Linked DNA regions of Mus musculus: all the other regions are linked to region 1. A link is a loop called in an ENCODE intact Hi-C map of the cell type or tissue named here. Cell type or tissue: heart. All regions are shown on one strand. Region 1 overlaps Srd5a2 (steroid 5 alpha-reductase 2). Region 2 holds the start of Dpy30 (dpy-30, histone methyltransferase complex regulatory subunit). Region 3 overlaps Xdh (xanthine dehydrogenase). Region 4 overlaps Spast (spastin). Region 5 holds the start of Memo1 (mediator of cell motility 1). Region 6 has its middle 55 kb from the start of Gm31235. Region 7 has its middle 82 kb from the start of Gm52299.

Evidence for each region. Peaks named below come from ENCODE experiments on the same cell type or tissue, not always from the same donor. Only the 100,000 strongest peaks of a DNase experiment are listed, where the experiment ranks them.
Region 2: it touches region 1 in a loop (3-fold over the local background); 5 of 42 quality-filtered maps call a loop at or near these places.
Region 3: it touches region 1 in a loop (2.5-fold over the local background); 8 of 42 quality-filtered maps call a loop at or near these places.
Region 4: a loop joins it to region 1, with 2.2 times the contacts of the local background. A loop is called at or near these places in 3 of 42 quality-filtered maps.
Region 5: it touches region 1 in a loop (4-fold over the local background); 19 of 42 quality-filtered maps call a loop at or near these places.
Region 6: it touches region 1 in a loop (2.2-fold over the local background); 5 of 42 quality-filtered maps call a loop at or near these places.
Region 7: it touches region 1 in a loop (11-fold over the local background); 13 of 42 quality-filtered maps call a loop at or near these places.

What each region holds. Positions count from the first base shown.
Region 1 is chr17:74,018,764-74,022,763 of GRCm38, reverse strand. It overlaps Srd5a2 (steroid 5 alpha-reductase 2), which reads left to right. Exons shown (of 5, transcript NM_053188.3): 4 at 1,230-1,380. Among named protein-coding and RNA genes, the nearest start is that of Gm24475, 20 kb to the right of the region's middle. In heart, no CTCF peak of the experiment used is centred here; a DNase peak (open chromatin) is centred at 2,033.
Region 2 is chr17:74,314,053-74,318,052 of GRCm38, reverse strand. It overlaps Dpy30 (dpy-30, histone methyltransferase complex regulatory subunit), which reads left to right and starts at 1,620. Exons shown (of 5, transcript NM_001146223.1): 1 at 1,620-1,708; 2 at 1,937-2,009; 3 at 2,104-2,151. The coding sequence starts at 1,974. In heart, a CTCF peak has its summit at 1,500; a DNase peak (open chromatin) is centred at 1,612; H3K4me3 peaks cover 2,203 bases; H3K27ac peaks cover 1,986 bases.
Region 3 is chr17:73,889,326-73,893,325 of GRCm38, reverse strand. Xdh (xanthine dehydrogenase) reads left to right here. Exons shown (of 36, transcript NM_011723.3): 33 at 542-607; 34 at 2,027-2,215. Among named protein-coding and RNA genes, the nearest start is that of Xdh, 59 kb to the left of the region's middle. In heart, a CTCF peak has its summit at 1,544 (motif pointing left); no DNase peak of the experiment used is centred here.
Region 4 is chr17:74,388,148-74,392,147 of GRCm38, reverse strand. It overlaps Spast (spastin), which reads right to left. Exons shown (of 17, transcript NM_001162870.1): 17 at 1,035-3,958. The coding sequence ends at 3,836. Among named protein-coding and RNA genes, the nearest start is that of Slc30a6, 5.5 kb to the left of the region's middle. In heart, a CTCF peak has its summit at 2,087; no DNase peak of the experiment used is centred here.
Region 5 is chr17:74,294,318-74,298,317 of GRCm38, reverse strand. It overlaps Memo1 (mediator of cell motility 1), which reads left to right and starts at 3,455. Exons shown (of 9, transcript NM_133771.2): 1 at 3,455-3,626. The coding sequence starts at 3,566. In heart, CTCF peaks have their summits at 1,662 (motif pointing right) and 3,430 (motif pointing left); DNase peaks (open chromatin) are centred at 1,657, 2,957 and 3,527; H3K4me3 peaks cover 2,286 bases; H3K27ac peaks cover 2,265 bases.
Region 6 is chr17:74,133,599-74,137,598 of GRCm38, reverse strand. No RefSeq gene overlaps it. Among named protein-coding and RNA genes, the nearest start is that of Gm31235, 55 kb to the right of the region's middle. In heart, a CTCF peak has its summit at 2,383 (motif pointing right); no DNase peak of the experiment used is centred here.
Region 7 is chr17:74,191,742-74,195,741 of GRCm38, reverse strand. It overlaps a transcript of Memo1 not described here. Among named protein-coding and RNA genes, the nearest start is that of Gm52299, 82 kb to the left of the region's middle. In heart, a CTCF peak has its summit at 2,062 (motif pointing right); a DNase peak (open chromatin) is centred at 811.

The DNA.
Region 1 (4,000 bases):
CCTTCACACAGTCAAAGGTGTCATGGGCAGAACGGTAGGGGAACAGTGTTATCTTTAAAAAAAAAGCAATAGAAAGAAGCTCGCTCCTTGTGCCAGCTTGCGCACAGCTGGGACAAAGTTACTGGACAGAGTGACGTCAGCTCACAGCGTCCAAGTGAGGAAGCTTAGGCGAGGGAGCCTTGTCGTACTAGGGGAGTTCTTGTCATTGGTGGCAGGAACATGGAGTGACTTGCTTCAATCTCCATAGCAGCTAGGAGAGTGGAGAACTTGGGCAGGAACCAGGCTGTCTTTCTCTTTCTATAGTCCATACCTGATAGCCTTCCACCTGCCAGCAAGGGCCCATGGCTGAAAGGTTCTATACCCCTCTGAAACATTTCACCAGCTGGGGACAAAGTGTCCACAAGAATCTGAGGGCAGCACTCACATTCCAACCACAGCAACACTTTAAAACTTCGGCTTAATAATTACGTAAAGATAAGCAGAGACAGTTCTTACAAAACCAGACTGCCAAGGGTTTTAACCGAGTTATGAGACCGAGATAGAATGACTTAAAAGCACAATGTAATGTAATTATAGAAGGAGAAAAGCTGTTTTGGTCACAGCTTTCCTAGTTTAATATGGCTCATAAAGTTTGAGTGTGGGTATATTGGATGTCATTGGACATAGCTTGGTTTTTAGATAGTTCTGAGAGAGGAAATATCTTGTGGGGTAACTTAGCAGCAGCTGAGTTTTCCCAAGCCAAATATTCACTGCTTTCAACTTGAACAGTGTATAGTGTAGGGGGCCGGGTAGTGGACAATCAGAGGGTCAGACAAGAATCACATCACTCACACATGTTAAGTCTCACTTTGTGGGGCTGGAATGCACCATTAGTGGTTGGCATTTGACCTTGCCAGGAAAGTCTTAGGAAGAAGCTGCCTGAAGAAGTCCTTTCATGAAACGAGACAAAAAGCAGGTCTTCGGCACCTCTTGCTTGTCTTGCTTGAAGCTGGTGGTCCCTTGTAAAGAAACGGGCAGGAAGCCCCTCAGGGAGATAGGGCCACTCCTCAGGATTCCAGAACATTCTCCAGACAAGGGGCTAGTTTCCCTGCGTCTCTGCAAAGCTTCCTCTGAATGCTGGCTTTACGTTCCTTTGCCTGTCTTTGTGCATTTTGGAATGAGACACAGGGATGCAGTGTCACGGTAACGCTGTTCTGAGTGCTGTCTTTTTTTGATTCTTCTGCACACAGGTGGCTTGTTTACGTATGTGTCTGGAGCCAATTTCCTGGGCGAGATTATTGAATGGATGGGCTACGCTTTGGCCACTTGGTCTGTTCCAGCCTTTGCTTTTGCATTTTTCACACTTTGTTTCCTGGGGATGCAAGCTTTTTACCACCACAGGTAAACCTTTAACAGAGAGGTCTGTCTTAGTTTTGTTTCCTGTTGATCTGATAGTGTTTTACAACGAAACAACGTAAGAAAGAAAGGGCCCGTTTGGCTCCATCTTCCGGGCTATGCACGTCAAGGTGGCTGGAACTTGAAGCAGCCGGTCACATTGCCTTTATAGTCAAAAGTAGAAAGCAAAACAAATCAATGCATACATACCATATATGCTCTGTTTGCCCCTCTTCATTTAGACAGTCCAGGGTCCCTCACGAGGGAAATAAGCCTTGCCAAAATTAAGACGGGTCTTCCTACATCAATGGACTTAATCAGGACAACCCTTCACAGGAATTTCTCTGAGGCTATCCTTAATAGAAACAGTCCCTCACAGGTGTGACCAGACTACCCCCTAAGGGTCAGGTTGACAGTTAATAGTGTCACAAGGTCGTTGCATCTACATAGAAGTATTCGTCTCCAAATAAGATTTATTACCACCTGGCTGGAAACTTCAGATAGTGGGTTAAGAGGTGAAAGAAATGTCACGTTTCAGTTCAATTCTCTTCCACTGTATTTCTTGATGTGTCTGTTCTCCAGGGATGAGACCATTGCCAGCCATCACCAAGCAAGGAAAGCAGATGAGCTCCGAGTGCTCCATCTGCTGGTACATGTTGGAACTGCAGGCAGTTAAGGTCCCATTATGCCACACCCCTACCCTCACCCCACCCCCTTGGAGGGTTGGTCTAACAAATCGTTAATCCAGGGGTAGAGAGGGGCTAGGGATCATTGAAACCCTGTCCCTCTCAAGGTAGGAGGTGATAGGACGTCACCTGCTTACTTTCAAGTAACTTTTATAGAAAGATGAATGCCTAGAGACCAAGAAGGAACACATGGATTAAAGGACTGAGCTGAGCGCATCTTAATCTTTCTCCTTGGTGTTTCTGCCTCGCCTCAGTGTTTTTGTCTGGCTAATGATTTTTCTAATAGCTTTTAGGATTAAATGAGGCACAAGCTCCTTTTGAATAGAAACTGAGGCCAGTTTGGAAATAGGCAAAGCAGCAGTTTCTCCTGTGACCTAATCCTACAACTTCCTGTCTCGAAAGGGACAGGGTTTCAAGGTTCACAGCCTTTGAGAGACATGGCAACAGCCCACTTCAGGAGAACCTGCTGTCCATCAGAGGCAGTAAACGAATGACAGAAGTCGGGGCATTGCCTGGTACATGGAGCGTCTCTGAAGAGCATAGACAGAGTTCTCCGTCAATATTTCCACCAGGAGTTTCCAGCTGGTGCAATGTCAAAATCAAATTGAGGCTGTCTGGTTATATTCCTCCCGGAGGGAGAGCCAGGGGTGTCTCTTTTACTAGGACTAAGAGGGCTTTGTGACGGTGCTCCTGAAGCAATGGCAGGCGTTGGCGGGGGAGATGGAGCACACAGGGTCTTTTCAAACCAAAGCAGGGCAGACCGGGCTCTTCTGGCACGCGTGATCACTTTTGTCTTCCAGTTCAAACCCAAAGCACTTTAGCAGAGTGCATTTTGTCTTTATTATGCCTCGAGGGCCATTAGTTTCAACCAGTTAAGAGGACAACTTGGTCAGCATTAATTTCCTCAGGCTGTCACAGGAAAGGACCTCAGCTGCATGGCTTAGAGCAAGGGGAAAAATATCTATCTTCTCAGAATTCTGGAGACCAGAGGTTTGGCCTTAAGGGATAGGCAGGGCTGTGCTCTCTGGAATGGCTTGCTTCCTTGCTTCTTTCTGTTCAGTTCTGGTGGAGACTCACTGTTCTTAGTTCTCCATGGCTGGGGTAGACTCATTCCAATCTCTACCAGTGTTCCTGTGACCTTCTCATCCTATATCTCCTTCATGTCTCTTTGCAGATCTGTGGGATTAAGGGTCCATCCTGCATCAGTATGAGCTATTCCAATTCATTACATATGCCATGACTGTTGGTCCAAAATAAGACTGTATCTTCAGGCATTGGGAGCTAGGACTGCAACCTACCTTTTAGAGGGCAAAATGAGATCCATAGTAGTAGTTGCATCCCCAAACTCCTGGAAGGGATATTTTCAAGAGATGCTGCCGATTCTCTGAAGTTAACGTTGTCCATGCTTTTTGTAAATTTTATTTGTTGTAAGCAGGTGTCTAGTTAGACACAATAATGAGCCTCGTGGCATTTTCATAATTTATAATGTGTTTTTACTATATGCATCTTTTATTTCTATTTTGTTTTCCTCTTGCTCTTACATGTTTTTATCTTATTTTCAAAGGTATACTTTAATTTACGTGGTGTGTGTGTGTGTGTTTGTATGCATATGTGTGTGTGGACACTCAGAAGACGGCATCAGATACTGGAGCTGAGTAATTCGGCAAGGATTTACAAACCTCTGGACATGTGTGCTGGGAACCAAATTCCGGGTTCTCTAGAAGTGCAACAAGTGCTTTTGACTGCTGAGCCCTCCTGTTAGCCCTACTGACTTACCTTTCATGACGAAGGGAGCCTCATTAGAGTTGGTTACAGGGTCCTTGGTAAGGAATTATTTACAAGAGCATGGTGTCCTTACTGGTGGCCACACCACCGAAGGAAGAAAACATCTCTCCCTCCCCAGCAACTATTAGCTGCCTACAGATCCTCAGGGAGGTGTT
Region 2 (4,000 bases), 300 kb before region 1:
ATTGTACATTTTAAGGTTTATTTTTAGTTATGTATTCGTATATATACCACATTTCTGTGTAAGTGCAAGTGAGTTCAAGTGCTCACAGAGGCCAGAAGACGGTGTCAGATCTCGGGAGTTCTGGGTGGTTGTTGGACTTCTGGTGTGTGCCTGGGAACTGAACTCTGGAAGAGCAGTAAGTTTTTGTTTTTGTTTTTGTTTTTAAAGTGACTAAACCATCTCTTTTCTCACCACCACACCAAGCACAAAAGCTCTTTTCAAGTACATTAGGTGTGTGGGTTGTAGGAAAGTCTGGAAATCTTAGCTATAATCATTGTAGGGACAGCTGAAGGCTTCTTCTTCTTCTTCTTCTTCTTCTTCTTCTTCTTCTTCTTCTTCTTTTCTTCTTCTCCCCCTCCCCCTCTCCTTCTTTTTCTTGAGACAGGGTTTCTCTGTGTATCCCTGGCTGTCCTGGAACTCACTCTGTAGACCAGGCTGGCCTCTAACTCAGAAATCCACCTGCCTCTGCCTCCCAAATGCTGGGATTAAAGGCATGCAGCACCACTGCCCTGCCAACTGAAGGCTTTTTGGAAACATTTTGGTGTTAGCTAGGAGTCTGAACATTCCAAGAAACTCACTAGTAAGAAGTATTAGTAAAGAAGTTAGGTCCCTGACAGAGGTGGGTATTAAAGGCTATTTAGGGAGCTAACTAGGTTCAAGACAACTAACTAGTGTCTCTAGATTTGCAGCATTCCAACCTCTCCATACCCTTGAAATCCTAATCCATCAACAGTTACAATAATTACAGGAAAGCAGGCTCTCCTGGAACTCCCGTTCAGGAAGCTCTGGCTGGCGTTTGACCCTCTTTACCTCAGTCAGCCAAATGCTGGGATTTCAGACACCTGGCTTTAAAATGTAAAAACAAGCAAACACAACCCAGGTTGGAATCCATAATACTACAGTCTGGAAAGCCATTTCTTCTGTAGAAATTGAACCAAGATCCTTGGTTATCCCAGGAAAGCGCTCGACCATGAGCTGAACTCCTTATCCCTGGAAAGTAATTAAAAAAAAAAAAAAAAACTAATCTAGACATAAATGTAGAATAGTGTGAACGTGGTATCCTCATAGACTGCAGGGCTTGAATAAAAGCCGCCCAAGAATTCCCAAACACTCCTCCTTGTTTCCCTTTGGCCTTAAAAAAATTATATATGTGTGTATGTATACGTATATATGCGTGTTTTGCCTGAATGTGCGCGGAGCACACGCGTGCCTCGTGCCTGCGTAGATAAAAAGAGAGAGTCAGCTCCCCGGAACCGGAGTTAGGGATAGTTGTGAGCCACCATGTGGGCGGTGGAGACCAAACCTAAGTCGCCTGTAAGATTAGCCAAGTAATCAACCGCTGGATGCCCTCTAGCCCCTAGTAAAGCCTGAGCAAGAATCGCTCAGCAAGTGAGTGGCCTCGGTTCCTCGGGGACCGTCACTTCCAGGTGCCACGAAGGACTGTCTAAAGGAGAAAGATCTACGGCAGGGTGGAGCCGGCAGGTGGCCAGGCACCCCGCGCACCGCAGAGGCGTAGGCCCACTTAGGCGGGCTCGGGCACTTCTGCCCGCGGGGCCGCTCTGCGCAGGCGCGGCGGCAGCGCGACGTCCCTCACTTACGGCCGAAGCGGTTCGCGCTGTGAGTCGGTGGCGCCGTGCAGGGCACTTAGGAACCGACAGCCTTGGCGCGGGTAATCAGCTTCCCTGTCCTCCTCCTCCCACCGCTACATCCTTGGGACGACCTCCGAGCCTCGCGATGCGACGAGGACGGCCAGTCGGTGGCCCGACCCAGCCCGCGCGTCTGCTGCCCGCGGGGGTGAGGGGCGGGGTCCCGGGCTGGGCTGCACCGCACCGGGTCCTGGCGTCTTCCACTTGAAATCTCCCGGGTAACTAACTCGCGGCTCTTCTTGTTTTGCAAGACTGGTATCCGGTTGATTGCGGTTTGCAGGGTCCGCCATGGAGTCGGAGCAGATGCTGGAGGGACAGACACAGGTACCAGGAGGCCCTGGGTTCAGGGTGGCGGTGTGCGGGGAGGCAGCGCGGGACGGGCGGATGTCTCTCTCTGTGACTGTATTTTGTTTTCTAGGTTGCAGAAAACCCTCACTCTGAGTACGGGCTCACAGACAGCGTTGAGGTAACTCGCTCAGTTTCTCTGCCGCATGCATCTATGGGTCTCTTGAGAGCTGGAGAAAACTTAGGATCGGTTTACTAGGCTACTCTGCACGAGGGAACTCTTTGCTGCCGCGATCTCTCCGTAGTATCAGATTATAAGTGGCTTCTTTTTACTAGCATGCTAATACTTGGCTAAAAATAAAGGTACTTTGTAAATGAAAGATTAGATGATCCCGGAACCAGAGCTGGGAAGGTTTGGTTAGGAAAATGGAGGCTTCCCGGAGAAAATTTGTGTGTGAATGGGAGACTCGAGGGATTAAGTTCTGGTTTAAAAAAAAAAAAAAAAAAAAAAGGGCAGGACCACGTTTCCAAGAAGTTGTACAAACAGGTGTTAGAATTTATTCAACACTTTGCTGTTTGTGAGATATATACCAGGCTAATTTGAATGTATCTTCAGCTCCAGAATGCTTAAAGTTGAGTAACTTGTTCAAGGTCAGCGGAAAGTAAGCTTAGACATGTTTTCTTTTTTATTTTATTATTATTATTATTATTATTACTTGTGGGTGTGTGCGCGCATGCACACGCTCGCTCATGCATGTGCACTAGTGTGTGGAGATCAGAGGGCACCCTTACAGAGTAGGTTTTTTGCTTCCACCCTTAGGTGGGTTCTGGAGATGGAACTCAGGTTAGATGTGGGGGTAGCAAGCTCCTTACACACTGAGCAGTCCTGCCTGACCTAGAACTGACTCTTACAAAAGGATTGCATTGTATTTATATTTGTGTGATCTCTCTCTGTCTCTCTTTGCTTCTCTCTGTCTCTTTTTCTGTCTCTCTCTCCCTCCCTCCCTCCTCTCTGTGTTTGTGTGTTTATATGTATGTATATATATTTTTTTATTTTTTCTATTTTTTTCCCCCTGAGATAGGGTGTCATTAGCTCTGGCTGTCCTGGAACTCACTATGTAGATCATGCTGGCCTTGAATTTACCGAGATTCACCAGCCTCCACCTCTTGGTGTTGGGAGTAAAGGTGTGTGCACCGAACCCGGTTTATATATTTCTTTTTACTGCTTTATGGGTGTTCTGCCTGGGTATATATGTACATCAGAAGGCCGGAACTTGAGCTACAGACAGTTGTGAGCTACCATGTATGCTGGGGATTGAATGAGGATCTCTCTCTCTCTCTCTCTCTCTCTCTCTCTCTCTTTCTCTTTCTCTCTCTCTCTCTCTGAGACAGGGTTTTTCTATGTAGCCCTGGATGTCCTAGAACTTACTCTGTAGACCAGGCTGACTTCAAGCACTCTCCTGCTGCTATACTGGTGTTCTTAACCACACACACACCCCCTCCCCCAACTCCAGCTTTGGCTGTCTATATTCTTATTTATATTTCTTAGGCTTTTGAAATTCATTTTATGTGCTTGGTTATTGTGCCTGCATCCGTATGTGTGCCCCATGTGCCTGCCTGGTGCCCACAGAGGCCAGAAGAGTGTGCCAGATCCTCCCTGGAATTGGAGTTTGAGACAATTGGTGAACTACCCCGCGGGTGGTGGGAACCAAGCGCTGGTCTTCTGCAAGAGCAGTCAGTGCTTCTAACTGCTGAGCCTTCTCTCCAGTCCTGTCTATAGTTTTTAAGTGCCTAGCTTTTTACATTTGGGCCCGGGATTTGAACTCAGGTCCTTATGCTTGCTTGCAGAACAACTTATCTAATTCCCCAAGCCATCTCTCTAACCTTTTCACACAGTTACACGTTTTACACCTTGTGTATGTGTGGTCTTATGTATGTCTGTAGGTGTGCTGTGTGTGAGTCGAGGTGCACTTGTTTATTCGTGGTGTGGATTGAACCCAGGCTTTTGTATACGCTTGGCCTACGCTCTG
Region 3 (4,000 bases), 130 kb after region 1:
GATAGTTTTTTTTTTCTGTGCCACAAGTATCTTCTTCCTATATTTTTTTCAGTCATTTATTTTTAGATTTTTTTTCTTATTTGGGCGAGTAAACCCAGGGACTCATGCATACAAGGCCAGAACTCAACCAGCTAAATTATATCCTCAGCCCCTCAGCTATTTAATAATGTGGCTATTATCTTACAGGCTCTATTAACCAAGCATGCTTTGGATTCAGCCACAATATACTTTATTGACTGATTTCTCGCAGATCTGCCCAGACTCAGGTTCAAAGCCCTAGTCCCTGGAGACCTTCTCTTACCACTCATTTGTGGATGTGTGGCGAGATCAGCTCTGATCTGCATTTAACTCGGTTGCTAAGATCTCAAATGTCAGCTTTGATATGGCCATCCATATGTGGTGGGGATCCCTGTGTCCACCTGCTTAGGGCTTTGTGCTTGTGAACATGGTATTTGAATTGGGATTTACAATCTAGGAGTTATCAAAGCACACTGTGGGATTTCAGGTATTCTATTCTTCTCAAACTATCTTCCATCCACAGAATCTCCGTACAGATATCGTCATGGATGTTGGTTCCAGCTTGAATCCTGCCATTGATATCGGACAGGTAAGGTGTATGGGAGATCAGGGTGGTAACAGAATAAATAGGCCAGCAATGTGCCCATCCCCACCCTGATAACTGAAGATCAACAGCTACACAACATGTCATTGTTTTTAAGCAGGCCAGAGCATAGTACTTGGGGAACCTCATTTTGAGTAAGAGTTAGGTTGATGATCATCCATCCAACTCTCAATGCAGAAAACAAATAAACATAGATTAACCTGGAAAGGGAAGCCACATGCCCCAGGCACCAGTATAGTGTGTGAGGAACCATTGGATGCTCACATGTAACACACACACACACACACACACTTGTACACACATATACACACACACAGAGGACAAAGGGGGAGGGAGTAAGAGAGGAGGGATAGAAGGAAGGGAGAGGAGGGAAGGGAGGGGAGTATTCGAGTACCTGGGAATAAGCACAGTGGGGAAGGGCAATAGAGACTGGTATTGATGCTTAAGCAGTAGGGTCTGAGCTCAGAAGAACTGGCTGCCTCCCCATTGCCCACTGACCCAGCGATTAGATAAACTACTCTCTAGGACGAAAATGGTAACAAGACTGGGGTGGTAGAGGGATCCGCCAAAAGGCGTGAGCTCAACCATGAGTAGGAAAAGAACTTCCCAAATGAAAACCATTTTTCTATGAATATCCCAAATATGGGATTCATAGAATAGGTCAAGCTGGAGAAGACGAGAGGGAGGAGTCACAATTTGAGACAGATGCATCTGGTAGAAAATATGAGTACACTTGGAAAATATACAAAAGGCTAATCTACTCTTTAGTCAACACACACACACACACACACACACACACACACACACACACACACACTCAGTTGGTCTGCTTGGGGAATGCCCTCTGTAGGCAGGCATTGCATCAAGTACTATGGATACAAAGATTATCAACAGTGCCCTCTTGTGTTTGTTCAGCTCTGGCAGTGCCACATATCACTCTTCTGAGTAGGGATGGGAGAACGGATGGGGACCAACATAGTGTAGTGGATGCTCTAGATCTGTAAGTCATAGCAGGACAGACAAGGGTGGGAACCCAATGAGGCTGGAGGTAAATTTCAAAGGATTGACTACTCCAGAAATGAAATCCCTCCCATGAGCTTGTGTCCTGGTGTTGGATCACTAGTGTCGAGACGGAGACAACATCTCCATCCGCACAGTGGCAGGTTTTAGTGAGAAATGGTATCTACCACTCTGCCGACACATTCTGAACAGAGGGATGCTCTGCTTGAGACCAAGTTCAGTGACAATCCAATAGGGAGGCCTTGGTCCTGTGGCAAGAGCCAGGTAGGAACTGGCCCCTTCCAGGTCCCACTCTAGGTCAGGTTTTACATCCATGGTAGTCATCAGTATCTGTCCTGGGGACTGGAGGGGAGGTGGTAACCATGATAACCTTCTGTCCTGCAGGTAGAAGGGGCATTTGTCCAGGGTCTTGGTCTTTTCACCATGGAGGAGCTGCACTACTCTCCCGAGGGGAGCCTGCACACTCGTGGCCCCAGTACCTACAAGATCCCTGCATTTGGCAGCATCCCCATTGAGTTCAGAGTATCCCTGCTCCGCGACTGCCCCAACAAGAGGGCCATCTATGCATCCAAGGTACGGTGGCTCTGTGCTGCCTTCTAAACTTTAGGAAGGGAGACCACTGCAGGGGAGAAGGAGTTTCAGTCACCTGCCTAGTGGGTCTGCCAGGGATCCCTCCAAAAGAAGGAAGGGGATTGGCACTGACCTTGGTAAGGCAGCAGAGCTGAGAACCAAAGGAATCGGGCTCAGGAGAACACATCTTGATCATATTGGCTGAAGCTGGCTCCTATAGGGAGCCTCAGAGAGATTTCTTAAGCAAATCCTATGGATCAAAGTCTGATCTATGCTGCTCTCTGTCATACAATCACGGTCCTTGATCCTCAGAGATGATTTCATAGATACGGCACCTCTATGTTCTTGTGAGAATATGCAATTTCGCTGCAGAGGAGGGGAGTGTCTTCCAATCCATCCTGTCATCCCCGCTGGTTATTGAGATCCAACCTTAAAGCCTTGCTAACAAGCCTGGGGAATTGTGCACAGAGAGCTTCCTTTATTCCTATCCACAAAAAGCACAGACCATGGTTAAGAATCAACCTAGCTTAGCAATGTAGTCCTGTGTCTCTGAGGAAGGAAAACCATAACTTGTATCTGATGAAACATTTTCTCAGGTCATGGTTCACTATCCTGCTGAGGGTGGGTAGGGTCTGGAACACATTGTGACCTTGGCCATGGGTTCTTACAAAATACCATGTGTTAGGGTCACTAGATCCATGAGAAAAATGTATCTCTGAGGATCATAACCTCAGAAATTTTGGTTCTGTAGTCCAAGAAGGCAGAACCTCAAAACATAGGTTTTAATAAGTTTCCTTGATTCTGATGCAGGTGGTCTTGCACCTATGCCTCACAGGGAAGAAAAGTCAATCTCTATTAGGAGATGCATGCAATCCTAGAAGATCTGTATATGTAATTACAGTGCATATTTAGCGTTGCTGTCAAGGATGCAGGTAGACTATTCCCGTGGGCTAGTAACTGAGGGAGAGGCTAAAACTTATGCCAAGTTTTTGATCTATAAAACAGTAGCCAGGCATGGTGGTGCATATCTGTAATCCTGGTATTTCCAAGGCTGAGGTAGGAAAATTACTAAAAGTTCAGGGACAACCTGGGTTACACAGTGAGTACCAAGGCCAGGCAGGGCTTCATAGCCAAACTTTCTCAGTAATAAAAATGATTATTTAACATAACTTTCAAAGATACATCATATAATTATGTCACGTGCAGTTTTCTGGTATTGTTGGAGAAAATTACATAGTATGAGCTAAAAGAAAAGTCTTATGAAGATCAGTCCTTTAAGAAGTAGCTTCTCAGGCCTTTATTAGTTTTGGCTGGCTCTTCTTGGCTTGTTCGCTGTGGGGAGCGGGTGTGGCGGCAGTCCCAAAGGCGCCAGGGACTGCAGCTAAGTCATATGACTTGCACCTGACTTCCTCATATAAGACACAAACATCTTGAGTGCTGCGCAGGTGTACCAGGATACAGATGAATCCAATTTGGTGGAGATTTGCCCCTGCTGCCCTGATTAGCTGAAGCCTCGTGACTGGCGAGGGGGCATGGCCTGCAGTGCGTGGATGAGAGAGAGTATAAAAGGAGTGAGAGGCCCAGGGTTCGGGGGAGATATATAAACAAGGGAGATATAAAAACAGGGGAGATATAAACAGGGGAGATATAAACAAGGGAGATATATGGAGAAAGAAGAAACAGGACTGAATAAATGTGTGCAGAAGGATCCTGTAGCAGCGTCGTTCTTCCTGGCCTGTTGAGCGCGCGCGACAGTTGGTGCCGAAACCCGGGACGAGAAGACCTGGG
Region 4 (4,000 bases), 370 kb before region 1:
GTGTATTTGCCCTTGGGTACTATTGTGAAAACTCTTGTTTTCTTCTAAAGAATGCTATATTTATTCTGGATTTAAACTATTAAAAAGATAACCTTGATACCGAAATGATTTTAAGTTGTCAGAGTTTCTGTTCATTTTGTCCTTAGAGTTTCCATTTTCAACTTTAAAACTCTACCCTCAAACAGCAGTATTTTTGTGCATTTTTTGCCATCTTTCCGGTTTTTCCTATGATGTGGTTTTTGAGACAGGTCTACCGTGGAGCCCTCCCTGGCTGGCCCAGTCAGTCATTCTCTCAGGGTCACCCAAAAACCATCATAAAACACAGGTATTAATATTATGATTCATAACAGTAGCAAAGTTACAGATATGAAAATAGTTTTATGGTTGGGGGTGTTCAAAACTGGAAGAACTGTATCTAAGGGTCGCAGCATCACAAAGAGTGAGCGGCACTGTTCTGTGTAGAACAAGCTGGCTTCAGAAGTCACCCACTTTGCCTCTAGGGTGCAGGAATTAAAGACATTCACTACCACTACAGGCTTGTCTGTTTTGTGAGACAGGGTCTAAGTAGCTCAGGCTATTGTAGGTGTACAGGAATGCTCCCTTTGGTCAGCTCTTTAGACTTGGTTATCTGCTGGGTTCCTTTGAATATCCTGCTAGATGGAAAATTTTGGAAAGTGCAAGGATTTGAAAGGAATCTGCAGATGACAGAGGTCAACTTATCAATTACCTCTCCAAGATTTCCTTTCTCATTTCCAGCGGCTTCAGCAGCCTGATAACCTCTTCATCTGAATTGCCTGTTGTGTTCTGCTTGAATTTCATTTTCAAATGAACTGCATAAGCTGGGATGAACTGCACAAGCGGGACTATACAAGAGCTCTACCAATGGGAATTTATGTCCTTTTAAACTGGTCTGGATTGCTATCCAGAACCTTCTATTCACTGCTTTGCATATTCTGCTCAAAGTTTATTGACACAAGAGTTAGAAAATACTCCATGAAATTACCACCCCTGAAATATCGAAGACTATAAAAATTAAGGCAAAACAAAGTTTGTCATTTATTTACAACAAAACCCCACGTTATGTAGCTGTATGCACCCTTTAAGTCATTTGCTTCGCAGAAGTAAAAGTAAGACTAAAACTGAGACAGACATTTAAAGGAAAACCTGACTTAAGAAAACAAAAAGCAAACCATTAAGCAGTTCAGTCTATCAAAGAATTAGCTTTTGTATGATATATAAACAATTTTACAGTATAAACAAAGAATGCCACATACATGTAATTTCAAATTCTGTTTGTCCTGTTAAACGCAAAGAGACAAAAATAAATCCAATGGGCATCTAGTCTCAGAAAAGTTTTGTAGCCCTAGCAGATTTGGAAAGATTGTATTGAGTCTTTCCTTTGGCTCAGTTAGGTGATCAGTAAGTTCACCGAGCTTACAAGGACTCTGTCATGTTAACATGAGCTACCAATCCTTATTATTTAAACATTATCTTCAACAGTAAACAGAGCTCAACACAAAAATCTAATGTTAATTTGGAAATCCCAGCAACTTCTATCTGAAAAAGAGCAAACATCCTGATGTGGGATGCACACCAGCAGCACCCCCAGCACTTGGGAGATGCAGGCATGAAGATCAGTTTAAGGTATTTATTTATAGGCTACCCATTGAGTTCTAGGCCAGCTTAGGCTCCATGAAACCCTATCTTAAAAGACAGTAACAAAATGGCCTACAATCTACCTGGGTCATACAGCATCACAGAAAACATTAACAGGAGCTGAACCTACGACCTGATGAACAGAGGTGCTTCTCTACAGTGAGTGATGGACAGTCACACAGCAATAACTTTGAGTTTTGGGTTAACTTCATTTTGTATCTTTTAGACATTTAAAATTTTTACCACCTAAAATTTGTCCTTAAAGAATCAAGAATGAACCCTGATCTTAAAGGCTCTTCTGTTTAACCATTGAGCTGATGCCTGTCTTAATACATAAACAGGGGGAATGTTACTGCCCCTCCTAAGTGAAAGCGGTGCAGCTTTAGAGCCTGATTGTAGATGTCTGCTTAGGACTGCTGCAGTTCCTCGCACCATCACCGGGTGGGACTATCAGTATTTTATAACTGATGCATTAACATTTGAGACCTTAAAAAGACACTGCCCACAACAAAAACTATGCACAGCTTTGGTTAAATTTGTTTTCCTATTGATCAAAACTTCATTTTTATGATCCAGGGATGTCTAAAATCATAATTAAGAGATATGATTTAAATTACAGCTATAAACAGCATATGATCCTAGGAAAAGAAATAATCCATCTTCTATATTTAAGTAATAAATCTTTAACAAGAGCAAGGGTAAAATTGAGGATGTATGTCTTTATCATAAAAATTTTATCTGGGGGAAAGAGGGGGAAAGAGCAAGGATTTTAGTATGTTTTCTCAGACATGTTTCTTACATGAGATGTTGGTGTTGCTACCACAGAATTATCCCTTCTACCCATGAAGTTTTACATAGCATCGTTTAAGCACCAAAGAAAAATTCTGTAAACAAACTTTTAACCAGTAAACTAATGGCAAATATCTATTTGCCTTTATACAGTTCTTAAAAGGCCTCACATGAGCCTCTACTTCCTATAATGCATTTTTATAATAAAAGTCCAGCCATATTTACACAAACAACAACGAATTACTATACATTTTACAGAAACAAAAGGTAGACCATTAGGCTAGCGCTTTTTAGTTACAAAGTAAGCACAAGAAACCTATAAAACATATGCCGTGTAGAAAAATTCGGTATTTTAAGTTTCATTGAAGGGACAGTAATTAGTAGAGGTGGTAGTGCCACTGGCATTTAGTTGTCTGTAAACAGTAAGAAAGTGATAAGCAATAAGTTAGAAATGTCTTAGCTCCTAATATGTCCCTTCTCTCACACTGGTACCTCAATTTATGAGTTAAAACTGGCTCTCTAAAGTATTAGAATAACTTCAACAAAAATGAATTCCAGATGGAGTAAGTTAAGTCTACAGTGGATTTCTGGCATATTAGAAAAAAATACTGCAGGGCACACAAGGACTGATGCACATGCTACACAGAGTGACTCAAACTCTCAAACCCTGGTTGTGCCACATTTTCTCTTGCTGTTGCTATTAAGTTGCTTTCTAAACTGTTTGGCAGCAAGGCAATAAAAGAGAAAAACAGAATGTGAAAGAACCCACTAAGTGTCTAATGGTTGTGTATCCAGGTGAAGAACTCACTAAGTGTTTAATGGTTGTGTATCCAGGTGGACAAGAGTCTCACTACAGCTCTCACTGCAGATGGGAAGATTTCCACTTGGCACACTGAGCTGGTAAGGAAGCAGGAAGAGCTCAGAACGCTTGCTATCCCAATCACAGGGATACAGCTAAGGAACAGTAGGACAGGAAACCAGAAACCAGACTGCTGCAAGACAGACACCAGGAGACAGACACCGGGGGGAGGGCTCTGTGTCTTCCACCACCCACTGTCTCTGCAATACTGTCATCTGGATGCAATGTACAAATTATTATTTACAGAATGATTATAATCAGTAATGAACCAGAATCTGTTTTTGCTGTGCTCTAACTAACAGTGCCCACTGAGAAAACAAAACCATCACCATCACGCAAGAAGGCCTTGAACAAAAATTCCATTCATATTGCATATTTTATTTAGGTCTGTCTTCTTGTTCCTCTTCAAGTTTGGTGCACAAAAATGAAAACTCTAAAACGTCCTGTAAACGAAGTCTGGGTTCCTGTAGCCAAAGCTCTTGTTTCCTGTGAAGTGCGATGTTCTATGGGCTCACAGAGGCATCCATTCCTTTAAACAGTGGTGTCTCCAAAATCCTTGTTCCAGCGTATGTATGCTTCTAAGGTCTGAGGACTCACACTGCGTTTTATCTTTTTTAAGGATTCTGTGAAGTCAGATAATCGAATATTTCTCATCTAGATTTAAAAAAAAAATGACACAGAAATGATGAACACATC
Region 5 (4,000 bases), 280 kb before region 1:
CTCGCTGTCCTGGAACTCACTTTGTAGACCAGGCTGGCCTCAAACTCAGAAATCTGCCTGCCTCTGCCTCCTGAGCGCCGGGATTAAAGGCGTGCGCCACCATGCCCGGCTCGAAGTGATGCTATAGTATATCTGCGTATCCAGGGCCTGGAGAGATGGCTCAGCAGTTAAGAGCATTGGCTGTTAGTACAGAGGACCAGGGTTTGAATCCCAGCATGCACATGGGATCTGAAACTTCTGGCAACCATATCCCATCTACGTGACTACAAACACACCTGCATGATTAAAAATAAGTCTGATGGGTCGGGGAGATGGCGCAGTCTGTAAACTGCTTGCTGTGGAAGTATGAAGACCTGAACTGGGGTTCCAGTATCCATATAAATCCTTGCGGAAGCATGGCGGTGTTTCCCATAATCCTCATGCCAACTAGATAAGAAGACTCCCAGAGCTTCACCTGGACAATCGAGTGTAACTAGTAAGCTCTAATTGGAGTTAGAGACCTTAAAGTGGAGAAGTAGATGTGTAGCGATGAATGCCTTTAATCCAGCATTTGGAAGGCAGATGCAGGTGGATTTCAGAGTCCAGAGCATCCAGGGCTATAAAGATGCCATCTTTATTAAAACAAGTCAAATACAAGTCAGAATGATGGGCACTGTTGCTGTGTCTAGTTTACTACAACAAAGTTTGGATATTCTGTTTTGGAAACTATATGCACTAACGTTAGGTTCTGGGACTTCTTTGTTTTTTCTATTCTGTGTGTCATAAGGACTATTAATTTTTTTCCTTGCCCTTACTATGAATAACATTTATGGATTGTCAAACACAAGTTACTAGAATATATAACAGATTGTCAATAATAAAATGCATATAGAATTGCTAATAGACTGAAGCTAGTCGTTAGGGGAGGTGGTTGTGAATAGGTTCGACTGACTTCTTTCAAGAAGCTGGAGCTGGGTGTGCTTGCACTCCAGTGCTAGGGAGGCAGAGACAAGTGGGTTCCCAGCAAGTTCAAGGCCAGCTTGGTCTGCATACTCAGTCCTAGGCCAGAACCTGTGTCAAAAGAGCGGCTGCGGTGGTGCCTGCCTTCAATCCTAGCACTCCAGAGGCAGGTGGATCTCTTTGAGGACAGCCAGGTTTACATTGGGTGTTCCATGCAGGCCAGTCAGTTACATAATGAAGCTTTGTCTTAGAAAAAAAAGCCGGGCATGGTGGCGCATGCCTTTAATCCCAGCACTTGGGAGACAGAGGCAGGTGGATTTCTGAGTTCGAGGCCAGCCTGGTCTACAGAGTGAGTTGCAGGACAGCCAGGGCTACACAGAGAAACCCTGTCTCGAAAAACAACAACAACAACAACAAAACCCAAAAAAACAAAACAAACAAAAAGTCTAAGCATTCTAGAAATCTTTAAAAACAATTATAATTTGGTGAGATGGCTCAGCGGTTAAGAGCGCTGACTGCTCTTCCAAAGGTCCTGAGTTCAAATCCCAGAAACCACATGGTGGTTCACAACCACCCGTAATGAAATCTAATGCTCTCTTCTGGAGTGTCTGAAGACAGCTACAGTGTACTTACATATAATAAATAAATAAATATTAAAAAAAACAATTATAATTTGTGTGTGTGTGTGGAGTATGTGCATGTAATCGTAGGTGCCTGTGGAGGCCAGAAGAGGGCGTTAGAGCCCCTGGAACTGGACTTGCTTGGGCGCTACCCAATGTGATGCTGACTCAACTTAGGTCCTTTGTAAGAGCAGTGCTTATTTTTTTTTTTTATTTATTTATTTTTTTAACCACTGAGCCATTTCTCTGGCGCAAGAAGTTGTATTTTATTCATTAGGGTCTTTGCTAAGTTTGGTAAGCAACACAAACTCTTGGGAGAAAGCGGCAATTTACCTTTTTCTTGCCATTGAAATTAACTGTAGAGCTTTTCTCATAACACTTGAGAACTTGGCAAAAACCCCAACCAAACAAAAAGTATACTGTTACAGCATTAAGGAACGCCGAACTTGGTTAGGCAGCTAGACATCTACTTTGGACTTCTCCAGGATCTAGTTTAATGTGAAACTAAGATATACCCGGTGTATGATTTCTTTCCCAAATACTTTCTGGGAGTTGGGGAACTGTTACACTTCCTGGGTTTTGGAATCCAGCACTTCAAAGCCAAACAAACCACTTCCTTTGTGATTCTACCCAACTGGTAAAGGAATTCTTTTGCTGCGTGGAATACTTACGTGGAATACTGGGATTTTATAAGTGAAGGGTGACATTTGTAGTATTCCTTACCCCGTCTGGTTCCTCATACGCATTAACTCATAATCCTTGGTACCCCTCCCTCACGAACGTCACCCCCATTTAACACAGTAGGAAATAACTGAGACAATCTTTGCCACATTGCAGTTATACCTAAAATACAATTAGTAAATTTAACTGTGTCGAAGACATTAGGTCGTAAGGGGCGAGCCTGGGAAGCGAAGGTTACATTTTGACAGGGTCGGTCCTCCACCCCCCCATATTCTCCCATCCCAGTACGCCTCGCAGCGCGATGTCTCTGCCAGCGAAACTTCGCGGCGTGGCCCCAGACTTGCATTCCTGGGCGATACCCCGAGGGTGGGAACCCCACCAAGGACGCCGGGGAAGGGGGAACCCCGACGGGACTCGGCAGGCAGCGATCGCGTGTGTGTTGTGTGTGCTGAGCCAGCGGCGCACGGGGACAAGCCAGGCGGCTGGGGGGGGGGGGGGGGGAAGGGGCTCACCCCGCCTCGCGGCTGCGTCCTGCGCCCCGCGCCCTGCCCCCAGCCTCTGCTGGCGCTAAACCCCGGAGAGCGGAGCGTGCACGCTGAGCCTCCTCGGCGGGCCCGGCCGCGGCGCTGGGCATGCTCAGTGGGCCGGCCCCGGTAGAGCGGCGAGTAAGGACGCGTGGGCTCCCCAGGCTCTGCCTTTCCCGGGTTCAGGCCCCGGCCCCGGGCTGTGTGTGTGTGTGTTGGGGGGGAGGTGGCACCGATCGCCGCCGCCCTCCGGCTCGCGGCCTCCCGACCCGGGATGGCGCGGGGCCGGTCCCGCTTCCGCCGTTGAGCGCGCGGCACGGCGGGCGGAGGCGCGGGGCGGGGCGGGGCCGGCGGGCGCGCGGCGGGAGGGAGGCCTCGGTGGTGGGGGCGGGGCGGGGCGGGGCGGTGGGGAAGGGCGCGGAGTCACGGGGGTGGGGTCAGCGGGAGGCTCGGCAGGCCGCGCGCGGCGTGGCCGGGGGGCGGCTCGCGGAAGCAGCTCGGGCAGGGGTAGGGGCGGCGGCGGCGGCGGCGACTCCGCGGCCGCGCGGCTAGGGTAAAGCCGCCGTGGGCCCCATCTTCCGGCGGCCGGCGGAGTTTGTGGTGATTGTTGCCGCCCTCCGCCCTGGCTGCCATCTCCTCCTCTTCCTCCTCCTCCTCCTCCTCCTCCTGGGCCGGGCTGGTCCCCTCCCCGCGGCCGCCTCCTCCTGGGCTGGGCCCGCGGCGTCTCGTCCCCTCGCGGAGCCGCCGCCGCCGCCGCCTCCTCATTCATCCTCGTGCACCATAGGCGGCACAGGCACCAAGATGTCCAACCGAGTGGTCTGCCGGGAAGCCAGCCACGCCGGGAGCTGGTACACCGCCTCAGGTAAGGGCGCCAGGCCGCCGGGGTGGTCGAGCTGGGCAGCCGGGGCCCGGCGGGCGGGGACTCGGGCGGCGGGCGGAGGGCGCTGACCGCGTGCCGAGGGATCGGGGCCGGGCCGCGCCGCCTCCCCCACCCGGCGCTCGGGCAGGCGGCCTGGCGCCCGCGGAGTTGGGCGAGGAGTTGCCGGCCGGCCCCGGCCAGGGCGAGCGCGGGCTCCGCGGCTCCGCGGACGGCCTCTGCGGTGGGGAAGGACGAGTTGGCGCGGTCCTCGTTGCCAGAGGCTGGCCGAGGGGACCGCAGTTTTTGCTCCCACCCTTGGGGCACCCAGCGCCCCTGGAAGGAGTGACAGGCAGTACTTTTTCTACCCTATCTCTCGT
Region 6 (4,000 bases), 110 kb before region 1:
CTGCCGGTGTGCCCTCTGGCCGACTCTCATCCCCAACAGCTTCTAACCACGTAGCTTTTGCTTCTCTGCAGGAATGCACGCGATGGTGATGGTCTCCCTTGCTGTAACAAACCACAAAAAGGCGGGCTTTACCTGTTTCGGTTTCTTTGCTCTTAGTTGATGTCCATAGTCTGAAGCTACTCCTGACTAGAGAGGTTCTCTAATGTCACACCATTCCTCAGGGTCATCTTGTAGATTCTGTCAAGTGATTGGCATTAAGGCGAAAGGCTAGCAATCATTATTATTTTAACAGATATTTTCAGCTGAAGGCTATGGGAAAACTCCACTCTATTTCTTTTCTTTCTTTCTTTCTTTCTTTCTTTCTTTCTTTCTTTCTTTCTTTTTTTTTTTTTTTGTTGTTGTTTTTCGAGACAGGGTTTCTCTGTGTAGCCCTGGCTGTCCTGGATTAAACGTGTGTGCCATCACTGCCCGGTATTTCTAAAAACAAAATTTAAATAACCTCACCTTGCGCAGTGCTCTGTTACTGGTTCTCTGTTGCGGTAAATCTCCAACCCTAATAAGCCCGGGCAATGAAAACACAACTCAATTAATATGAATCCATGCTGTGTGCCTAGATTGGGCAGATCTACCGCTACACTACCATCTTCCCCATAGAAGAGACCCCCTCCCCTCTTTTTTTTTTTTTTTTTTTCTTTTGGTTTTTCGAGACAGGGTTTCTCTGTGTAGCCCTGGCTGTCCTGGAACTCACTCTGTAGACCAGGCTGGCCTCAAACTCAGAAATCCACCTGCCTCTGCCTCCCAAGTGCTGGGATTAAAGGCGTGCGCCACCACTGCCGGGCAAGAGACTTGCTGTTTCTCCAGGTCAGGTGCTTCTGCTCCACTTTCCTTCTTCTTCCTCCTCCATCATTCTCATTCTCTCTCTCTCTCTCTCTCTCTCTCTCTCTCTCTCCCTCCCTCCCTCTCTCTCCCTCCCTCCCTCTCTCTCCCTCCCTCCCTTCAGCTCCACCTTCCCCTCTTTCTCTGCCCAATCACCAGCTCTAGCCTTTATTTGTAAATTAAGGTAGGAAGAAAGTTTACAGGAACTCACCCGAGTGCTGACTTATTCCTTGTTCCAGGCGCCTCACAGGAGAACAGAATTAACATCAAGTACAATTAGCCCCAGGGCTATCCGCAACAGCTCTCAACCTGTGGGTCGAGACCCTATGGGTGGTTTTCATATGTCAGATATCCTGCATATCAGATATTTGCATTATAATTCATGGTAGTCTCAAAATTATAGTTCTGAAGTAGCAACGAAATAATTTTGTGGTGGTGGTGGGATCACCACAACATGAAGAACTGTATTAAAGGGTCACCTTATTAGGAAGGCTGAGAAACACTGCTTTATATCTTCATATTGGCCTGGCACGTTTTAGTCAGCGAGGAGCATGTCTAGTCTGAAGAGTAATGTGACCATTTTGCTTCAGTCAATTTTAAGTTACACTTCTGGATTTGAAAAAAAAAAAAAGTCCAATTTCCCTGAAGCAGAAAATACAGTAAGTACTCAGAAATAAACGTAGCAAGGCATGAACAAGCCTCATAAAAGGAAAAGTTCTAAGTGCAAGAGAGGGGCATAAAGAAGGCTTGCAGAAATGGAAAGGGATATTTTGTTCTTGGACGTAAAGACTCAATCTCACAGAGATATAAATTTTGTAAATTAATCTATAAATTTAATGTAATTTCAGTGGAAATGCCAACAGGGCTTTTTAAAATCAGACAAACCCATTCCACTGTCTAGATGGGGAAGGAGACAGAAGAACAGAACAAATCTGAAAGTTTGTAAAGGGCCCTTCCTTATAGGAGAGTCAGCGGACCACGCTGGCTGGGAGTCAGCCTTTTCTCCACGCTACATGAAAGCTATTGTTTTTCTTATTCTCCATTTTCTGTCATTTAGAATCAAATGGCTCAAAGTCCCGGGAAGGTTGAGATAACCGTATGGGTGAGGTGCACATCACTTATAACAAAACCACCTTTCCCCTCTACTTCTAAACTTTCATGATTTGTTTTTTTCCATTCATTTTCTTCCCTCTTCCAGGTAGTGATCATAATACCCAAGCCAGGGAAGTAACGATGAAAGCTGAAGACAAATTGAGGTTACAACTCAAGCCCGGCTTGTTAAGTTTGTTTTGTTTATTTTATTATAGGTAAAGCAAGAGTAGTGAGTTTCATAAATGTCTCATTAAATTTGCTTTGTGAAGTCAGAGGCCATGCAATACTGAAGGGTTACAAGGTTAATTTCTAGTTGTTTTCAAAATGATTTATTTAAATATACGTTCCTTTATTTTTATTTTATGCGTAGGAGTGTTTTTCCTGCATACATGCTTGTGTGCTAAGTGCATGCAGTGCCTGTGGTGGCCAGAAGAGGGCATCTACTCCCCTGGAATTGTAGTTAATAGATGTGAGCCACCATGTGGGTGCTTGGAATCAAGCTGGGGTTGGTCCTCTGGAAGCGCAGTCAAGAGCAGTTCTTAACTGCTGAGCAATGTTTCCAGCTGAGCCACGTCTCCAGCCCCAGGCGTTTTTTTTTTTTTTTTTTTTTTTTTTTTTTTTTTTTTTTAGGAGTCTCAAATTAGACATATTTTATTTAAAAATAATCTGAGAAAAACATCAAAATAAAAAATAAGACAAGGAAAGCAACTATTTTATAAGCTTCACTCACATAATGTTTGTTTATATTCATGAGCAAGTTTAATTGGAGTTACCCTACAGAGCGGGTAATGCTCATTGCAGAAGCTATAGACTTTTCATTTAGTTATATTTGATAAAAACTCCAGTGCCAGACTTTTTTTTTTTTAAATAAAATGTCCAGTGTAGGCACCTCCTTATGTTGTTTCTCAGGGGTGTTTTGGAGAACCCTGACTTATGTAGGATGCTGGGTCGTGGGAGCAATTCTATAGATGTTGATCTATTTAAAGCTCCACTCCAAGTCTGTTTATAATATTATTTTTATGAGTGAGTTCACAACAAGGACTTTCCATAATATACACACACATGTGCTTTCCATAGTATACACACACATGTGCTTTCCATAGTATACACACACATGTGCTTTCTGTAGTATACACATGCATAAAAAATTCATAGAGTGGAGGATGTGAACCATACAAATATGGGATATAAGCAGTGTGAGAGTTAGTGTTTATTCTATAGTTAATGAATGCCAGATATGGGAATATCTTGTTTGTACAATATTTCTACTCTCATCTATCTTTATCTATCTATCTATCTATCTATCTATCTATCTATCTATCTATCTATCTTTCTATCTATCTATCTATCTATCTATCTATCTATCTATCTATCTATCATCTATGTATCTACCTGTCAATATATCTATATGGTTATCTGTGTATTCATATATCAATTGGCTATATGTAGATGTCCATCTGTTTGTCTGTGTATCTATCATGTCTGTCTGTCAATCTGTCTGTCACTCTATTTGTCTGTGTACTGGCTGGTTTTGGGTATTAACTTGGCACAAGTTGGAGTCATCAGCCTGTGAAGGAGCCTCAGTTGAGGACATGGCTCCATAAGATCCAGCTGGAAAGCAGTTTCTCAATGACTGATCAATGTGGGAGGGCCCAGCCCATGATGGGTGGTGCCATCCCTGGGTTATTGATCCTGGATTCTATAAGAAAGCAGGCTGAGTAAGCCATGTGAAGCAAGCCAGTAAGCAGCATCCCTTCATGGCCTCTACATCAGCTCTTCCCTCCAGGTTCCTGCCCTGTTTGAGTTCCTGTCCTGATCTACTTCAGGGATGAACTATAATGGGGAGGTGTAAGCCAAATAAACCCTTTCCTCCCCAACTTGCTTTTTGGGCATGGTGTTTTGTCACAGCAATCAAAACCCTAACTAAGACATATGTATGTATGCATGTATGTATGTATGTACGTATGTATGTATGTATGTATGTGCCTAGATACCTACATTTGTCTCCAAAGTAGCGTTAAAAGCTGTTTTT
Region 7 (4,000 bases), 170 kb before region 1:
TTAATAAGTTATGTTCAGGTGCACAGTTGAGTTTGTAACTTTGATAGGATTGTATATATTATCTTTGTAACTCAAATAGTGAAACCAAAGAGAACATAAATGCCGTTATTAAAAAGTAGTTGAAGGCCAACGATATTCAACCATACCATTCAAGACCTGAGTTCTGATCTTTAGATCTGCCAACATTAAATTCAGAAAAATACTTAAAACTTACTCACTTTTATTCTGAATTCCTGAACACAATATGATGTTAAATGTTTAAATAATAAAAACTAAAAAAATGAAAACAAGTAGAATATATTGACAGAATTTTGTGTTTTAAAATTAAGTACTTAAAAACTGTAAAAATCAGTCTTAATAAAGGTATTTTAAACTTAATTTTTTATAGATGGAATTCTTTTTGAGATTTTTTTATTTGAAATTTATTTGAATATGGGCCAAAATAGACATTCAGTTGTTGCTCGTTCAATTTTAGTGAATTGAAACTTGAAAGATGGAGAAGAAAAAACAATATAATAAAGTGTTTTCCATGATCTAGGTTGGTATAAACCTTTTAATTGGAAGCCTTTTCCAATTTTTGAGTTTAACTATTGAAATCAAGCTTCGAACTAAACCGTGAGGGTAGAACTGATATTTTAAAGTCTGTGGAATTGCAGATGGCGTTAAGTGATGTTACTGTCCTGGGTACCTAGAGCCTTTAGTTCATGACACGCTGCTTGCTGTGCTCTGAAGCACTGTCCCATGGTATGTTCCTTATTTCATGGTGCTCGGGCGCATTGGAAGTTAATTACAGTGGCTTTGGCTACGTGCCCGGTTCCCCAGGTGTGTGTGCAGTGGAAGGACACTGCAGTAGTGGGAGTCCACTTCAGCTTTGCAGGGGAGCTGCTTTGGTTTCCTGGGAAATTGCTATTGATCATCCCTTCCCACAACATAGCTAGGACAGGAGTCTGGTTCTGGTTCTTTAGTTCTGTTTGAGTGCTATACCGTAGTCCATATTTTGTTTTTAGCAGTGGCTATTTGTTGTAAGCTATTGTACTTAGAAAGTAAGGAGTTTTGCAGATACGATGAAAATAATTTATAGAAATTCCTCAACTTATAAAAGTAGATTTATTTTTGTGGGCTCAAATAACTACACATATTTATATTCTCTTATTAGGGAATTACTTTACAATTTTTGAATTCTCTTCTAGTGCTTACATAACAACAGTACCAGTTTTAAAAAATAATTTATTTTTATTTCATGTGCATTGGTGTTCTGCTTGCATGCATGTCTGTGTGAGGGCGTGAGGTCCCCTATAACTGGAGTTACAGACAGGTGTGAGCCGCCATGTGGGTGCTGGGAATTGAACCCAGGGCCTCTGGAAGAGCAGCCAGGGCTCTTAACTGCTGCGTCATCTCTCCAGCCCAACAATACCACTTTTATGTAATATAGGATGATGACAGAAATTTTGTGTATGAGTCTTAGTGAGTTTTGATGGCAGATGCCTAACTCTCAGCCATCCTAGTCCTTAACAAAGTGTTCTGCAAGTGCCTGCGCTTCTACCTTGGTGTTTCGTAGCTATCTACAGAACTAGTTAAAGGGGCTGGGGAAATAGGATCTGGGAACAGCTCTTAGCTGGAGTTGTGTGGGGATTGGTGGGTGATGATTCCAGGCTTCTGTTTTTCTGGATGCTTTGGAGGTATGGTCCATGCTGTCTTGTAGAGTTCCCAGAAGAGGACTGGTCCTCATTGTTCACAGCAAGTCAGTGTCTGTCTGTCTGTCTGTCTGTCTGTGTCTCTCTGTCTCTGTCTGCCTCCCCCTATGACACCCTCCTCCTTTTTTCCTTCTCTGACACTTCCATTCCTTTATGGGCATTTACTGGGATCTCCCATATAAGCCTCTATCTTTGAATCCTTATGTCTGAGTCTGTCTTTAATTTTATAATAAGAAAGACTCAAATTTAGAACTCTAGAAATCTTTCTACATGTGCTTTTAAAAAGGTATTTTGTGGTTTTAAGTGTGAACAAAGTGGAAGATTTGGTCGAAATGAAGTAGAACAAGGAATTCAGTCTGGACACATTCAGACAGTAGGTGGCAGTTGGGTGCAGTTTTCACATAACTCACTGCTGTTTTTCCAGAATCAAGGACCAGGCCTAGCCTTGTGCAGCAACTATGATGGTAAGTTTAGTGCCTAAACAGTTCTTAAACAAAGTTTATTCTGTGACCTTAGTGAGACTTTCTATGAGCTTATAAAAGATAAAGGAATATGGATTTTAGAAATCTAGTAAGCTCTACATTTAATTTAAAGGCATTGAAGGGGGGTTATAGAGATGACTTAGAGGATATGAGTGCTGGCTGCTCTCATAGAGAGGGCTTGGCTTAGTTTCCAGCATCCATGTGGCAACTCAGACCTGCCTAAAACTGGATCCCCTCTTCTGACCTTCATAGTCATCACACAATGCATGTGGTAGATTACAGATATGTGGGCAGATACTTATACACATAGAATAAAAATAAATCTTTAAAAAATACTGCAGGTTCAAAAAAGAACAGAAGAGGGCTACTGAGTCAATTCTTAGTTTTATATGTACTGTTGTATCTTGTTATTTTTTGTGTTGCCTTTGCCTGTTTAGCATTGTTTACAGTTCGTTGATAGCATCTTTAAAAAATTATAATGCTGATTTTTATAGTGATTGAAAGAATATGTATGAAGTTTGTATTTATGTTGTTAATAGGTTTTTTACTATGTAAAATTTATTATATATGTCTCATGTGTACTTTGTTGATTTTGCTGTACAGTTGAGAAGATAGGTGAAATTTAAGTAAATGTTTAGTTCTATCATCCTAAGAAGGTAACACAAATTTAAGCATGAGAACATTGAAAAATTTTTAGTTGGTTTTCCTGGTGTGTTAGAGCTGTCTGTCTGTCTGTCTGTCTGTCTGTCTGTCTGTCTGTCATTAGAAATACCAGAGACTATTGAATAGCTGTTTTTATTTGCCTTTGACCCTTTGAGATTCTATTATATGCTTTTGAATTTATGATAGAATATTTCTTGACTTTGAGATTTTTGGTAGAAATGATTAAAGATGAGCTAGGTAATACAATCTAGGAAAATCAGTTGAATTTAATTAAAGGAGGAAACCTGCTTTTCTCCTGGAACATGTCAAACTGCTTTTAAAACAATGCTAGGCCTACCCTAGCCCTTCCTCAGAACCCCACACTGACACATTGGAATAAGCCTGTAATTTGGTAAACCCATTGCTGCTTTGCACATATACTTGTGCTAGTAGAAAAACAGCTTGTTGCTTTTTAGGCATATTATGCAAACATCTACTTGATTTATTACAAAATTCATAGGTAAGTTTTTGACATTTCAAAGTTTCCCACTGTGGGAAACCAAAGCTCTGGTAAGAAGCACATGTGAATTAAACCCATCTGCGGAGTTTAGCTCATTTCCTGAACATTAAATCCTTTCTATATGAAATATTAGATAACAGTCATTAAAAATAGGAAAATGTCCTTTAAGAAACTTAGCTGGAGGCTAAATGTGGTGTTAGCAATGTTAAGTGTCTAATGTGGCCATTCTAATCACTTCTGAAAAACAGTCCAGAATAATCTATATCTCCTTTCCCTCACAGGCAGTTTGATTCTACTTTATACATCGTGTGTGTGTGTGTGTGTGTGTGTGTGTGTGTGTGTGTGTGTATGTGTGTGTGGGGGGGTATCTTTAACATTCATAAGCTCTAATCTATATGAAATCTATAAACTAAGAACAGTTTTTTTTAAAATCTTTTTTCTGACTGACTTAATTCTCTTAATATGATTTATCTCTGGTCTATTTTTCTATAAAGGATATAACTTCATTTTTAACAGTATTATAATTTTTCTTTTCTTTTTCTTTACATCCCGATAGAAGCTTCCCCTCCCTCCCTCTCCTCCCCTTTCCCCTCCCTCTCTTCCCCTCCCTCTCTTCCCCTCCCTCCCTCTCCTCCCAGTCCCTCCCTCTCCTCCCAGTCCCT